Linked DNA regions of Homo sapiens: region 2 is linked to region 1. Evidence: chromatin loops called from intact Hi-C (ENCODE). Cell type or tissue: PC-3. All regions are shown on one strand. Links, peaks and the distances in the headings refer to the core of each region. The heading gives the core; the rest is flanking DNA. Region 1 overlaps LOC101928551 (a long non-coding RNA gene). Region 2 has its middle 210 kb from the start of ADAM29.

What was found. A loop is a pair of places that touch in the nucleus more often than their neighbours do. Peaks named below come from ENCODE experiments on the same cell type or tissue, not always from the same donor. Only the 100,000 strongest peaks of a DNase experiment are listed, where the experiment ranks them.
Region 2: it touches region 1 in a loop (13-fold over the local background); 2 of 110 quality-filtered maps call a loop at or near these places.

Annotation. Positions count from the first base shown.
Region 1 is chr4:174,869,825-174,878,167 of GRCh38, reverse strand. It overlaps LOC101928551 (a long non-coding RNA gene), which reads right to left. Exons shown (of 5, transcript NR_125900.1): 4 at 8,133-8,343; 5 at 2,204-2,373. Among named protein-coding and RNA genes, the nearest start is that of ADAM29, 44 kb to the left of the region's middle. In PC-3, for the core only: a CTCF peak has its summit at 4,025; a DNase peak (open chromatin) is centred at 7,277; H3K27ac peaks cover 462 bases.
Region 2 is chr4:175,121,361-175,129,703 of GRCh38, reverse strand. No RefSeq gene overlaps it. Among named protein-coding and RNA genes, the nearest start is that of ADAM29, 210 kb to the right of the region's middle. In PC-3, for the core only: a CTCF peak has its summit at 4,009 (motif pointing right); DNase peaks (open chromatin) are centred at 693, 2,163 and 4,083; H3K4me3 peaks cover 1,143 bases; H3K27ac peaks cover 3,632 bases.

The sequences.
Region 1 (8,343 bases), core at 64-8,063:
CTCATCTAAACTCATGCAAGGTGTTGGCAGAATTTAGTTCCCTGTGATTGTAGGACTGACATTCTATTTTCTTGGCTGCTCAGTCAGGGGTTGCTCCTAGTTCACAAGGCTGCCCTCAGGACCCAGCTAACCTGGCCCCCTCCATAGGGCCTCCCACATTTCCAATCTCTTAGACTGCAGGAAGGTTCCAATCCCTCTTAAGGGGTCAGCGATAGATTAAGCCCACTCAGAGAATCTCCCTTTCGATTAATTCAAAGTTGACTGATTAGTAACCTATTCACAAGCGTGAAATCCTATCATATTTACAGGTTCTGCCCATATTAAAGAGGAGGGAAACATACAAAGGTATATACACCAGGGGGAAGGAATCTTGGGGGCCATCTTAGAATCCTGCCTCCCACAATGTACATAGTTAACAGTGTGTTCGGTATTACTCATATCTCCATAGAGAACTATCTTTCATGACAAAGCAGGTATATCTCCTTTTCAGAAATTTTATTAACAAAGATTGGAAGCTAAATCAGATTGTTATATTGAAGGATCCTGATGCCACCAGAAGTATACATAGGAGCAGTTCCTTCTATTGTTTTCATAATCCCTGCCTGTGCTAACATTGATATACTTAGCAGAACCCTCACATTGGTTCCCTGCTCTGTGGTATAAGAAACATTATTATAGAAAAAAATAAGCAGACCTCTCTGATACTGCCTCTTCAACCTATCCAGGATAGAAAATCAGAAACACTACTGCATTACATGCCAAATGGTAGAAATTGATGCCAAACTCAAAGACTTTTAAAAAATAAGTTTTGTGATCTGAATTCTTATCCTCATTTAATTCACCAATACTGGCCTATAACAAATTAGATACGTCATGGCAATTGAAAGTGAAGTTTCATATCTTTAACCAAGTGGCACACTCATTTTCACAGCTGCTTTAGCATATTTCCTACAAGAAGGCAACACAGACTCCATACTTGATATGTAGTTGTGGCAGACGCAGTAACAGCACTACAAAGATGTCTACGTCCTGCTCTCTGAAACCTGTGGATATGTTAGGTTACATGGCAAAGGAAAATTAACGATGTAGATGGAATTAAAGTTACTAAACATCAGACCTTAAAATAGGAAGATTATCTTGGATTATCTGTGTGTGCCTAATATAATCTCAAGGGTCCTTAAATGCAGAAGAGTGAATAGGGAGAGAGAACCAAAGAGACGGCATTGTGAGAACTGGCCAAACATTGCTGGCTTTAAGGATGGAGAAAGAGGCCATGTGCCAAGGAAAGTGGGTGGAAAAGGCATAGGAAAGGAGTCTTCCCTACAGACTCCAGAAAAGAATGCACTTTGCCAACTCTTTGATCTTAGCTCAGAGAGATCTATATCAGACTTCTGATCTATAGAATCACGAGATGAGAAATTTGTGTTGTTTTAAGCTACTGTTGCCATAGTCACAGCAGCCGCAGAAAATTCATATAGTAGCTATTAATTTAGTGAATGAATTTAATTTTATTCCCTGTCAGAAAAAGAATCAGAAGCATTCATTTGGATGGAAAGTAAATAGCACATGATCTCGCCTCAGGATGGTATTGACTCTGCTACATCGTCACACTGTAGTCTGAAAAGATCTTGATTATCTGGACATTCTATGGACAATCTCTCTGACTCTTTTTCAAGACTTTGGGAAGCAGGAAGTAACAGATACTCTGTATGCCTTTGTTTTTGTCATTGTTGTTGTTGTTGAAACAGCATTTCTCTCTGTCGCCCAGGCTGGAGCGCAGTGGCGCGATCTCGGCTCACTGCAACCTCGCCTCCCGAGTTCAAGCAATTCTCCTGCCTCAGCCTCCCGAGTAACTGGGATTACAGGCATCTGCCACCATGCCCAGCTACTTTTTGTATTTTTGGTAGAGATGAGTTTTCACCATGTTGGCCAGGCTGGTCTTGAACCCCTGACCTCAGGTGATCCAACACACCTCGGCCTTCCAAAGTGCTGGGATTACAGGTGTGAGCAACTGCGCCGGATCATGTATGCCTTTTTAAGTTGACTGCTTGCTAGAGCAAGGGACCTGCCATATTAATGAAACTTTTAAGGATCCAATGATATGGTGCATGCCAGGACATCAGAACTTCCTGCTACTGAAAGGTTGCAATGCTTGGCAGACATTTGCAGATTTTTGAAATAACACATACCATACTAGGGCGTACTGCTTTGATTCATTTATCAGGTGACTTAGAACACTGCCAATTTTGAGTGGGTCTAGAGCCGAAGTCAGCTTAGCAGCAGTTGTACGCTGTTGTAGAAACAGCCTTACCACTTGGGTGATATGATCTGGCAGATCCAACAAGTTATAGAGCAGGAGTCAGCAGAATGTTTCTGTAAATGGCCAGGTAGTAAATATTTTAGGCTTTGAAGGCCTTAGGGTCTTTGCTGCAATGACTACACTCTGCTGATGTAGTACAACTATTCAACGCTACCATTATCCCAAAATTATTCAACTCTGCCTTGGTAGTGCAAATGGAACCACAGACAATATGTAAACAAATAAGTGTGTCTATGTTCCAATAAAACCTTAACTACAAAACCAGGCCCTGAGTCAGATTTGTCCCGTAGGCTATAATATTCTGAGCTCTGCTGTAGAAAAGAACATTGTGTGGAGTCCTCAGAGTACTCTAATAAGAAAGTTACAGCACAGGCCACTAGGGTTTGGAATAAGACCTTCCTCTTCAGCAGGGAATTGTAAACCACTTGCAGTACAATTTCTGGATTGGGGGCCTTACTGGAAACTGAATATCTGATTGTAAGGCATCAAACGACCATATGACTAAAGCTGCCCATCATACACTAATCATTGTCAGACTCATCATGTCATAAATGTAGGCCACCTAGCAACAAACCAGTATAAATTGAAAGTGGTATATGTGGGATTAAGCCCAAGCAGATCTGGATGGCATAAGTAAATTACATAAACAAGTAGGAACCACCCCATCCACCACCTACTCTACATCAACATATCTATCTCCACCTACACCTGTGCCTTTGTGTGAAGCCCCAGTGACCAGCTAATAGAAGAATGAAAAAGGAAGAAGGAAACTAAAGCCTGGTTCACAGAAGGGTTGACTGAACACTACAACTTCACTGAGGGGTGGCCTTGAAAGACAGTGGAGAGGGGAAATCTTCTCCTTGGAAACACCTTCAGGTAGTACATGTGGTCACTAACTTTTGTAACATATTTATTAGTAAGTATTATCGTGGGCCTCTGGAAAACATCTTGAAAGTTCTGGATGAGAAGTTCAGGAGAAGGAAATCTGGGCAAGAAGCTACCAGATGGACCTGAAGTGGTGAGCATGAACTTGTTCAGCTTTAGTGAAATTTTATACTTAACATTTCTTTCACAGGTTAATGAGAAATTTCTCTAAAGTTTAGCAAAACCAAATATGAACTTTGAACTCTAGACAGCAAAAGAGGAAATGGAGTGAAAAGAAGGTTAATTTAAAAATAGTGGAATTGACCTGCTATTGATTCCTTTCTTTCTTGCTTGCTTGCTTTATTCATTAACTTATCATTTTTATGTCTGCTCTTCAGTATTAATTAGCAAGTATATTAATTCCAAGTATATATGGAGTGTCTTGTAGTGAGTGACGGGCATAAGAATAAGTACATATCAAAATAGTCAAATATATTATTAAAATTATCATAAGTGCTATGAAAGAAAACAGAATACTAAGAATAACAAGAGTAGATCACCTTAGAAACAGGTTTCTCTGAAAAGGTAACATTTAAGAAAATGTTAAGAAATATCACAAAAAATTAGAGGAAGTCAGCAGTACAAAGACTGAAATTAAAAGTTTTCAAGGAAAAGAGTAAACAAATAAAAAAGACCTTCAGGTTAGAAAGAGCTTTTCATGTTCAAGAAATAGAAAGAAGGTGAACATGATTAGTGTGCAGTGATAGATGGGAACCTTAAGAGAGGAAAGAGAGGTGGGCAGGAGAGGGAACACATCTTAGCATCATTCTGGGCACCTGTTCTCAATCAGGCAATTGCGCCCTCAAGGGGCAAAAAAAAAAATGATTCTGGTGTGGAGGGAGAATAGTTCTCTTCTTATATGTAATGCAAAGATACACATATAAAACATAAACAGACAGTAAAATTTAATAAGAGGTCATTATAAATAAAAAGTCTGAAAAGGCTCTTTAGGTGCTGAAAATGAATACTAATTTGAGAATTGCCAACTAAGGATAACACTAGTATTTTAAGAAAGAAACCTGCAAATTTCAGTGGCTTAACACAATAGAATTTTACACTATCATAACTTGTGGATATTACTTTCTCCTACTTGATGATTCAGGCACTCGGACTGTTTCTAAATTTTTGTGCAAATAGTTCCCAAGGATTCAGGGACTTCTGTTCCCAGCTCAAAATCTGGGATCTCACTCCCCGATTCTGTATTCTAGCAACTCCAACACAGATCCTACACTGTCATGATCCTGCGTTTCAGTAACTAGCAGACAACTATATGCCCTTATCTCCCCTCCCCATCCATTATATAGTTACAGCGCAGGGATAAGACATCCATGACAAAAAGCAAAACAAATATGCCACCTGAATATTCAGAGAAGGGAAGAATAAGAAAACACACCAACTCCAGTTCAAGGCAAAGGGGCAATCCTATAGGAGGGCGTCATGAAGCCCTGCTCTGGCAGGGGTGGAAGTTCCTGAGTAGACAGTAATTCTGCTCTCTGAAAGGATCATTGTTCTCTGTGAGCCTTCATTGCACTCTGCATAGATTTCCTAGTTCATGTTCCTGTTAGAGTCAGAGGTGAGGTGGATGTTGGCGTTATTCCCTCTGTGATGGCTGTGGGGCTTTACTAGCATGCTTTGTGCTTGTGTGTGTTTTGGGATCTGATAGCAGTTCAAGAACAAATATCAAAGGCTTTCTACTTCAGGGATTTTGATTTTTTTTTATTGCTACGGTTCTCCAGAGAAACAGAATTGTTAGGACATATATAGAGCGATATATACAAAAAGATTTTTTAATGAGGGATTGGCTCACATTCTTCTGGAGGCTGAGAAGTCACATGGTCTGTTGTCTGCAAGCTAGAGGCTTAGAAAAGCTGCTGGTATACTTGCAATCCAAGAACTGAATGGAGGGCCAATGATAAAAGTCCTGACTCAAGTCCTAAGGCCTGGGAATCAGGAGCACTGATGTCCAAGAGCAGAAGACAGATGTCCTGGCTGAAAAAGAGAGTGTGAATTCTTCCTTCCTTCACCTTTTTGTTCTGTTCAGGGTCTCTGTGGATTGAATGACGCCCACCTGCACTGGTGAAGGGTGATCTTTACTCAGTCTATCAAGTCAGGTTTTGATTTCCTCCTTAAATACTCTTGTAGACATCCACCTCACCTATGACTCTAACAGGAACATGAACTAGGAAATCTATGTAGAGTGCAATGAAGGCTCACAGAGAACAATGATCCTTTCAGAGAGCAGAATTACTGTCTACTCAGGAACTTCCACCCCTGCCAGAGCAGGGCTTCATGACGCCCTCCTATAGGATTGCCCCTTTGCCTTGAACTGGAGTTGGTGTGTTTTCTTATTCTTCCCTTCTCTGAATATTCAGGTGGCATATTTGTTTTGCTTTTTATCATGGATGTCTTGTCCCTGCACTGTAACTATAAAATGGATGGGAAAGGGGATAAGGGCATATAGTTGTCTGCTAGTTACTGAAACGCAGGATCATGACAGTGTAGGATCTGTGTTGGAGTTGCTAGAATACAGAATCAGGGAGTGAGATCCCAGATTTTGAGCTGGGAACAGAAGTCCCTGAATCCTTGGGAACTATTTGCACAAAAATTTAGAAACAGTCCGAGTGTCTGAATCATCAAGTAGGAGAAAGTAATATCCAGTCAAGTTGATACATACAACTAGTTATCAAATTTCCCCAGAAAAATTTCCTGTGACTTGGGGAGGCTTTTGCTTCTAATCAATGCTAAGTACCAGGAACTATATGAAAGTCCTTTGTTAGAAATAATTCTCAAGTCTGTCTTACCTCGTTTTCTCCCTTCCACACCTTTCACTCTCAACCTAATGGTGGCTATTTTGAGACCACCTAAAACACTTCACTTGAAAGGCAAAGTAAAACCTTATCTGATCTTTGCTTCTGGACTGAGTCACTTAGATTAACTGGGAAACTTTACTGGGTATTTGTTGCCCTTAACTTGTTCTCTGTCTTGTTTTACCCTTCTTGTCTGTAGATTTTCTCAATCTTGCTAAGCGGTAAATTTCTCTATTCTTTCCCATTTCAGCTATCAAAGCAGATAGTTATTGCATGAACTGTTATTTCTTAAAGTCCCATTTTACAGGGAGAGGGAGTAAAGCCAACATACACAAATGTTTTTAATTTTTAGAACAAAATTTCCCAAGAAATACAGGTACAGTAAAATCTTGGTCTGCTTTTCACATTATGGCACACAGCAATTTTATGAAATATTTGCCACATAATAAGTTATCCAACCTTCTGTCCTGAAGTGTTTACTGTTTCTTAGCCTGTTGCTCAACTACTGATAAAGTGCCACATTTGTTCATAACTAGTTGGAGTGGCATCCATCATCCAATACTATTTCTATGTTGATAGAGTAATTCTAGAAATGTGTGAAATAGTAAGTGAACAAAGGTGAATGCTCAGACAGCAGATATACTAGACCAATAGGAACAACATGTACTAGAAAAGACTCAAAACCAATGGTAGCTAGACAAGTCTTCCATTGGTCATCACATACCAGAGTAATGCTCAGAGACCTAGCAGAGCAAGACAAACTCAGAACACCTCCAATTATGGGGTTGTGAGGCTTTTAGGCCTTGAAGTTGAAGTTTATACACCATAGCAGATGAGTAAGGGAATCACCACCTGTGCTGCCTACCAAGACGTACTGGCCTATGTGTTCATCTGCAGTTGGTTCCACAGACATTTTCAGAAGGTGTGATGTGTGTGATTTCTGGCTACTCACATTTGTTAGTCTGTCATTCTTAGTCAAATTAATGCACAAACCTCCCACCATGGTAGCAAATAAACCCTACTTCAGTAAGTTAGCTTTCTAAAAAATGATTGCTGTCTTACCTAATAGAACAACCAGTTTTTCCTGTTATGCAGAGGGCTGTCAGAGAAACAACTCTTTTCATTGTGGGCTTCCATCCAATAGCAGTTTAAAAGGGGGATGGGAGGTGAGGGGAACCATACACATTTTTTCTCTGCCTTGGCCCAAATGTGGCATACATCACCTTATTAAGAATTGCGAAAGGTCTGAGGTTCTACCCTATTTGTAACTTAACAAGTTAGACTGACCCAACTTCAAGGTTGGTGGCAGAAGACATGAGACTCCTGAGTCACAGAAAAAGGGGAGTTTATTACTTTAAGCTAATTCCAGTAGCCAGTGTATCAGCATATATTTTGCACCTGTTCCCAGGTCCCCATTTCTATAAGGAGACACTAGGAGGGACAGATGATACATGCACATTTAGTGGGTTGTAGTCCACAGGAAAGAGACACTGAGCTTAAGAAACACGAATCTTTAGTAATGAGCAGGATGCATTTCTGCTTTTTGCTCTCAGAGAAACATTATCTGGGCAGTAAGCATGTGTGCTCTTTGCTCCCGTGAAGACACTATCTCTATGTAAATATGCCTTAAAAGATAGTCCAGGACAAACAGCAGTCAGTGCTTCTGCTTGTAAGACATGGAGACATCAGAGATCCATAGAGAATTGTTTCCCCAAAACAGCACTCCCTCTAATCAATATCATCTTGGTTTCTGGCAAATTTTCCCATTAGATTATGCCATGTCAACAGCTGCCCTGAATAATCTCAACAGCTACCCTGAATAATCTGACCATAAGGCTACTATCTCTAGTACTCTAAACAAGTAGATCTGGTCAATCTGCAATATTATGCTCATCCATGTCCTTCAAGGTATTTATAGAATAATTCCTATACATCAATAAGGTCTACTTTAGAAAACCAAGAAGTGTCTTTCACAAGTTTCTGCATTGAAATGGTCCATAGCATTAATCCAGCAGGATATATTTTCAATTACACAGACTAATCCTTGGCCCTCAAGGATAAAAATCTAAGGCAATCCTTACCAGTGAGTTGAGGCTGATCTGAATACCTTCCTTTTTTCTTTCTTTCTTTTCTTTTTTTTTTTTTAGACAGAGTTTTGCTCTTGTTGCCCAGGCTGGAGTACAATGGTACAATCTCGGCTCACTGCAACCTCCGCCTCCTGTGTTCAAGTGATTCTCCTGTCTCAGCTCCTGAGTAGCTGGGATTACAGGCGCATGCCACCATGCCTGGCTA
Region 2 (8,343 bases), core at 266-8,265, 250 kb before region 1:
TTATTCCTTCTTCTTCCCTATTTATCCTTCTCTTTTATCTCAATCTGACCAGACTGGCTTACGGTTGCATTTGTCACCCATTATTGTATATCCAGAACTTCAAATATTGTTTAATAAACAAATGTTGAATAAATAAATGAGTGAAAGATGGATGGGAATATGCAGGCAAAAAGATAAGAGATTTATCTTATGAGTATACTTTAATATGTAGTAATATATTTGAGGAAAATAAAATATGTCTATGGGCCGGGCGCGGTGGCTCATGCCTGTAATCCCAGCATTTTGGGAGTCCAGGGTGGGCGGATCACCAGGTCAGGAGATCGAGACCATCCTGACTAGCATGGTGAAACCCCGTCTCTACTAAAAATAACAAAAAAAAAAATTAGCCAGTCATGGTGGCGGGTGCCTGTAGTCCCAGCTACTTGGGAGGCTGAGGCAGGAGAATGGCATGAACCCAGGAGGCGGAGCTTGCAGTGAGCCGAGATCGCGACACTGTACTCCAGCCTGGGCGACAGAGTGAGACTCCATCTCAAAAAAAAAAAAAAAAAAAAAAAAAAAAAAAAGTCTGCGTACATAGGATTTAGATGGAGAAATCATGGACCCTAGAATAGATTCTCCATGCAGTCTATTCCAAAATTTCCTTTATGGCTGAGTAGTTAAACCAGTCAAGCAACTTCCTGTGTTTTCTTGTGGCTCATTGTGAAACACAGTAATCTATCCCAGGTATTTTGTGAGGTATCATTTCCTGTCTTACGTGCTTATTCACTCACTCTCACTGCTCTCAGGTTGTACTTCTTATAATGAGAATCAACAATTAATTCTCATCTCAGGCTTTTTATTTTTGGTAACTCAGGCTATGAACATTTGTAGTACAGGTGGTCCTCAAAAGAAAACATTCAGGATATAATTTTTTACTTTTACTTTCCAGCTGTCTGAATATAATAGATGCCCCATCATTAGTATGCTATAGCATTACAAATTAAGCTTTCCCTTGTGGCTAATTTTGATGAGGTATATATGGAAGAAAGGGTATTAGGAGATTAAATAACTTCAGCAATGAAGTGTTATGAAAGCAGTATAACTTTAAGGAAGCTGTAAAAGAAAAGAATAGACTCAGAGCTTTTGGCTGACTCTCAAAACCAGAATACCTTTATTGTACATTTAGGGAAGAACTTTATTTTCCTCGCTATGAAGCTGTGCCTATGATCTAATTTCAAGGTGGCAGAGATATAAAGGACACTAACTTACCAACTTTGTCAACTCTCTCAAGTAAAAGTCAAGGACCGTGTCGCCTATATAAAAGTTAGGGATAAGTGGACCTTGGACCCACAGGAGAGGAGCATTGGCTAGAGCCTGAAAGTCTCGAACACTCTAATTCGCCTGCATCCTACTATCTGGTAGAAACATTATAGTAAGAGGATTCAATCTGTGGTGTTGGCCAATCATGGTGTTTTTAGGGTAAAGCAAGTAACCTCTTATTTGCTAAAAGAACCCCCCTCCCAATCTGTGGATACCATGTAATATCCTCATATGGGGAAGTACCTCACAAAGTGATGCTTGTTTTCCTCAAAAATCACCCACATAACACCAGCTTGATAACAGAATAGGCAAGTACAATGTGGAAGTACAAGTGCTGATCTGGAAAACAATAGTCTACATGTCAGAGAAACTGTAAGACTTGGCTAATATATACTGGTAAAATTTGGAAATACGCAGATTTATATATTTCAATGAATTAGGCTAAAGTGATGTAAGGCTGGAAGAGGAAAGTTGATAGACATGAAGTTATGTTCTTTATGACAAGATTCAATGTTTTGGCAAGTACTATTAAAGTTGGCCTTAATAATCTTTCAGTGTTAGAAAAAAAATTTATTGGAAGGCCGTTAAGGTGAGATGGCTCCTGGGTGTTACATTTCTACATAAGCAAACTGAAGCAAAATGTAAAGAGTAAGATGAACCTAGAGATTTTACCAATTAGAAACCAAAAACACTACTTTAACTAGGGCCTTTCTCCTGTAACCAATTGAATATATTTTCTTTTTATAAGGTGTTCCGCAAACACCTTATAAAAGTTTCTGTCTCACATGAACCCTTCACCCAAATGGAGCACTGAACTGGTATTGCCTAATTCATGAGTCACTGTCCGCTAAAATAAACTTTAAAAATGTTAATGTGACTAAGTTTATTTTTTAATACCACAATAGTTCCTTGACATCTAGATTCAGAGATGATGTACATAATGAAGCAAGTATCCTGGAACTTCCTTGGCATAGTCTTTTAAAGGTTGATGGAAATACTGGGGTGGATTTTTACTACCTGGCTATTTTTCTTAGAGGTGAGCCCAGAGGACACTTTCTATTTTAGGGCAATAAGAAATCCTGCATTGAGATTTGGATTGATTTTACGGGATGCTTCCATAGAAATGGATGCCAAATATCAATGTGAATAATATGGATTATTTGATCACAGAATAGTAGGAGAAATGTGGCAGAATTTTATTTTCAAAAGCATACTGGACATTATTACAATAGGCAGAAAAGCTGGATTGGCTTTCAAGATTCCATTATTTGCAGGAATTTTTGGTGTTGGCTAATCGTGGTGTTTTTAGGGTAAAGCAAGTAACCAGTCACCTAGGATATTTCTTAACTTTCTAAAATAAGAAAATATCAACATCAGTGAGAAAAGGCCTGATAGCAGCTTCCATTGTGCAGAATCATTGCCCCTCATCTAAATTTGCAAATCTAAACTAGTTTGCTAATCCAGAGTACATTGAAGAGGAAGCTGGGACACCTTAAGGAAAGATCTTGAAATGTCACCACACATATATGCAGTAAGTATTTTAAACTGTTCCCAAGGAGACACATAGTCCTTCAGATGGATAAATATGGACTTACAAGGAGAATTACATAGAACTGACACATTTTCCAGAACACAAAATGCTACTGTAGTTCTCTGTCTTATTCAGAATTTACAGAAGCCAGGTGGTAAATATAGTTTTTATTTGAGTTCATTTTATAGTGCATCCAGTGCATCTGGAGACTTTACCCTATGTTTTTTTTTTCTGTTTCCAAATGTACAATTAGGATAAATATCATTAGCAGTTGATATAAAACCACATTTATTCTTGACCTGAATAGAGCCATTATAGCAAGAGGATTCAAGTGCAGGCTCCTTAAACTGTGCCTCTGCCCCTATATAATCAAGCGAGCAAATAAGGAAAAATACCGACATCGTGAAAATAAATTCTGGGATTAACACCCTCAGTCAAAGTGTTTGAAAATTCAGGGATAATAGTGCTATCCACATTTCTATTCAGTTCAGCTCCCCAGCTTCTGCAAAAAAAAAATGTGGATCATAGTAGGAAATGGTGGACTACCATAAAATTATCAGGTGGTGATATCAGTCACAATTGCTTTACTAGATATACGGTTGACCTTTGAACAACACAGGTTTGAACTGTGCTTCACTTAAATATGGATTTTTGCAGTAAATATATTGGAAAAGTTTTGGAAATGTGAGGTAGCTCAAAAAATCTTGCAGATAATCCATGTAGCATAGACATATTGAAACAATTAAGAAAAAGTTATGTCATAAATATGTAAAATACATGTAGGTAATATTTTATCATTTACTATCATAAAACTTACATATCTTATTATAAAAAGTTACAGTTTATCAAAACTTTTGCACCCAAATGCCCTACATGGTGTCATTCACAACTGAGATAAATGTAAACAAATGTAAAGATACAGTATTAAATCATGACTGAATGTACCTACTGTAGTACATACTGTACTATAATCATTTTGTAGCCACATCCTGTAGCTATTGTGATGAGCTCCTGTTGGGAATATCTGCTTAAAACACCATGTGACTCTTAAGTATCTCCCTGTTAGCAGTTCATCTTTCCAGTAAATTGCTCATCATAGTAAAAAGTGATTTCTTGAGATTCTCAAGTATTTTTATCGTGTTTGGTGCAATACAGTAAAGCTTGCCGAACACGGTGGGACCTATATGAAATGCCACTAGGTGATGCTGGAAGTGCTCCCAAGAAACAGAGAAAAGTCATGACATTACAAGAAAAAATTGAATTGCTTGATATGTATCATAGATTGATGTGTCTGCAGCTGTAGTTGCCTGCCATTTCAGACAGATGATTCATCTTGAAACAGACAATGTAAACATATGGTATTGATAAATATAGTACAGTACTGTAAGTGTATTTTCACTTTCTTATAATTTTTATAATATCACTTTGTTTAGCTTAAAACGGTAGTTGATTTTCTGTTCATGTGTGAATTTACTTAGGATAATGGCCTCAGGCTGCATCCATGTTGTTGCAAAGGACATGATTTCATTCATTTTTATGTCTATGTAGTATTCTGTGGTGTGTATGTACCACATTTCTTTTATCCAGTCTGCTGTCAGTGGGCACCTAGGTTGATTCCATGTCATTACTATTGTGAATAGTGCTGAAGTGAACATATGAGTGCATGTGCCTTTTTGGCAGAATGATTTATTTTTCTTTGGGTATATAACAGTAATGGGATTGCTGGGTCAAATGATAGTTTTTTATTAAGTTCTTTTAGAAATCTCCAAACTGTTTTTCACAGTGGCTGAACTAATTTGTATTCCCACCACTGGTTTGTAAGCTTTCCCTTTTCTCTGCAGCCTTGACTTTTTAATAATAGCCATTCTGACTGGTGTGAAATTAGCATCTCATTGTGGTTTTGATTTTCATTTCCCTGATGATTAGTATGATGAACATTTTTTCATGTTTGCTGGCTGTTTATATGCCTTCTTTTGATAAGTGTCTGTTCATGTCCTTTGCCCATTTTTAATGGGGTTGTTTTTGCTTATTGATTTGTTTAAATTCCCTGTAGATTGTTTATCAGACCTTTATTGGATGCATCATTTGTGATTATTTCTCCCATTCTGTAGGTTGTCTGTTTACCCTATTGATGGTTTCTTTAGCTGTGCCAAAGCTCCTTAGTTTAATGAGATCTCACTTGTCAATTTTTTATTTTTGTTACATTTGCTTTTTGGGACTTAGCCAAAAATTTCTTGCAAAGGCTGATGTTGAGAAGGTTATATGCTATGTTTCTTTCTAGAATTTTTATAGTTTGATGTCTTACTTTTAAATCCTAAACCATCTTGAGTTAACATTTCTATATAGTGAAAGACAGGGGTCGAGCTTCAGTCTTCTGCACATGACTAGCCAGTTGTCCTAGCACCGTTTATTGAATAGGGAGTCCTTTTCTCATTGCTTATTTTCATCTGCTTTGTCAAAGATCAGATAGCTGTAGGTGTGCAGCTTTATTTCTGTGTTCTTTAATGTATTCTATTGGTCTATGTTTTTGTTTTTGTACCAGTACCATGCTGTTTTGGTTACTATAGCCTTGTAGTATACTTTAAAGACAGGTAGTGTGATGCCTCCACTGTTGTTCTTTTTGCTTAGGATTGCTTTGGTTATTTGGGCTCCTTTTTGGTTCCATATGAATTTTAGGAAAGTTTTTTTTCTAATTCTGTTTAGAATGATATAAGTATTTTGACAGGAATAGTGTTGAATATGCAAATTGCTTTGGGCAGTATGGCCATTTCAACAATATTGATTCTTTCAATCCATGAGCTTACAGTTTTTCACTTTATTTATGCCATCTCCGATTTCTTTTCGCAGTGCTTTGTAGTTTCCTTTGTCAATATTTTTCACATCCATGATTTGCTATATTCCTAGATATTTTATTTCACAAGGCTATTAAAAATGAGATTGTGTTATTCATTTGACTCTTAGCTTGAACATTATTGGTGTATAGAAGTGCAACTGGATTGTGTACATTTATTTTGTATCCTGATACTTTACTGAAGTCATTTGTCAATTCTAGAAGCCTTTTAGAAGAGTCTTTGGGGTTTTCTATGTACAGAATCATATTGCCAGTGAAGAGAGATAGTTTGACTTCTTCTTTTCCTGTTTTATTTATTTTTCTTAGCTGATTGATCTGGCTAGGACTTCCAGAACTATGTTGAATAGGACTGGTCAGAGTGGCAAACTTTGTTTTGTTCTAGTTCTTAAGGGGAATGGTTCGAACTTTTGCCCTTTCAGTATGATATTGGCTGTAGGTTTATCATAATGGCTTTTATTATTTTGATGTATGTTCCTTCAATGCCTAGTCTACTGAGGGTTTTTATCTTGAAAGGACGATGGATTTTAATGAAGGGTTTTTCTTCATCTATTTAGATGATCATCTGGTTTTTGCTTTTAATTCTGTTTATGTGATGAATCACAACTTACTGATTTGTGCATATTGAACCAGTCTTGCATCACAGGAATAAAGCCTACTTGATCATGATGTATTAACTTTTTGATATGATGACAAATTCATTTGGCTGAGGATTTTTGCATCTATGTTTGTCAGAGATATTGGCCTTAAGCTGTCTTTTCTCATTGTGTCTGTGCCAGATTTTGGTATCAGGCTGATGCTGGCTTGGCAGAATGAGTTAAGAAGAAGCACCTCTTCCTCAATTTTTTTCAATAGTTTTGGTAAGATTGGTACCACTTCTTCTTTATACTTCTGGTAGAGTTCAGCTGTGAATCGATTTGCTCATGGCTTTTTTTGGTTATTAGGTTTTTATTACTAATTCGTTTTCAGAGCTTGTTATTCATCTATCTGTTCAGGTTTTTACTTTCTTCCTGGTTCAATCTGGGAGGTTGTGGGTTTTCAGGAATTTATCCATTTCCTATAGACTTTCTAATTTGTGTACATAGTGTTCATAATAGTCTCTGAGGACCTTTTATATTTTTGTGAGATTAGTTGTAATGTCATTTTCGTCATTTGTGAATGTTGTTCTTTGTATCTTCTTTTTATTCCTTTGTTAATCTAGCCAGTGTTCTGTTTATCTTGTTTATTCTTTCAAATAAGCAGTTCTTGGTTTCATTCATTGTTGGTAGGGATCTTCATGTCTCAATAACATTCAGTTTTCAAATTTTAGTTATTTCTTTCCTTGGGTTTGGGTTGATTTGTTCCTTTTTTCTTTGTTCCTCTAGGTGCAATGTTCAACTGCTAATTTGTGATGTAACTTCTTGATGAAAGTGTGTAGGGCTATAAATATTCTTCTTAATGCTGCTTTAGCTGCATCCCAATGATTTTTGTTAAATTGTGTCCTTTCATTCACTTCAAAGAATCTGCCTTAATAGGTCCCTGTTCACCCAGGTGTTATTCAGGAACAAGTTGTTTAATTTTCATGTTTTGTGTAATTTTGAGAGATTTTCTGGATATCAATTTCTGTTTTTACACAGTATGGTCCAAGATCGTGCTTGGTATGATTTTGATTTTTTTATTTTATTGATACTTGCTTCATTACTGAGCATGTGGTCCATCATAGAATATGTTTGTATATTCTGTGAATATACAATGAATGAATATGCATGAATATGATGCATATTCTATGCATCGTAGAATCTATCTATTTGCAAATGAGAAGAATGTGTATTCAGTTTGGTGGGGTATTCTGTAGATGCCTATTAGGTCGAGTTAGTCAAGTGTGGAGTTTAAGTGCAGAGTTTCTTTGTTAGTTTTCTCCCTCAATGATCTGTCTAATGCTGTTAATGGGATACTCAAGTTTCCCACATTATTGTGTGGCCATCTAATTCTTTTGTAGGTCAAGGTGGATTTGTTTAGTGAATGTGGGTGCTCCAGTGTCAGATGTGCATATATTTAGCTGAGTCTTTGTGTTGAATTGAAGAGTTTATCAATGTAATGACCTTATTTGTCCTTTTACATTTTTGAAAGTCTGTTTTATCTAATAGAAAAATAGAGCCTTCTACTCTTTTTTTGTTTGCCATTTGCCTAATAGATCTTTATTCATTCATTTACTTTGAACCTGTGGGTGCTTGTACATGTCTAATGGTCTCCTGAAAATAGTAGACAATTGTGTCTTGTGTTGTTATTCAGCTTGCCACTGTATGCCTTTTAAGTTATGTGTTTAGGTCATTTATGTTTAGGGTTCTTATTGATATGTATGGTTTTGATCCTATTGTCTTGTTTTTGCCTGGTTGTTTTGTGGACATCATTGTGTAGTTGCTTTGCAGTGTCTGTGGGATATTTTAAAGTGGGTTTTTGTGGTTAGTAGGTATTGTTCTTTGGTTTTCTCGGTTAACATTCCCTTAAGGACCTCTTGTAAGGCTGGTCGAGTTGTAATGCATTCCCTCAGTGTTTGTTTGTCTGAGAAGGATTTTATTTCTCCTTCATTTATTAAGTTTAGTTTGGTGGGATATGAAGTAATTTGTTGAGGATTCATTATTTTAAGGGTACTGAAAGTAGGACCCAATTTTTCTGGGCTTGTCAA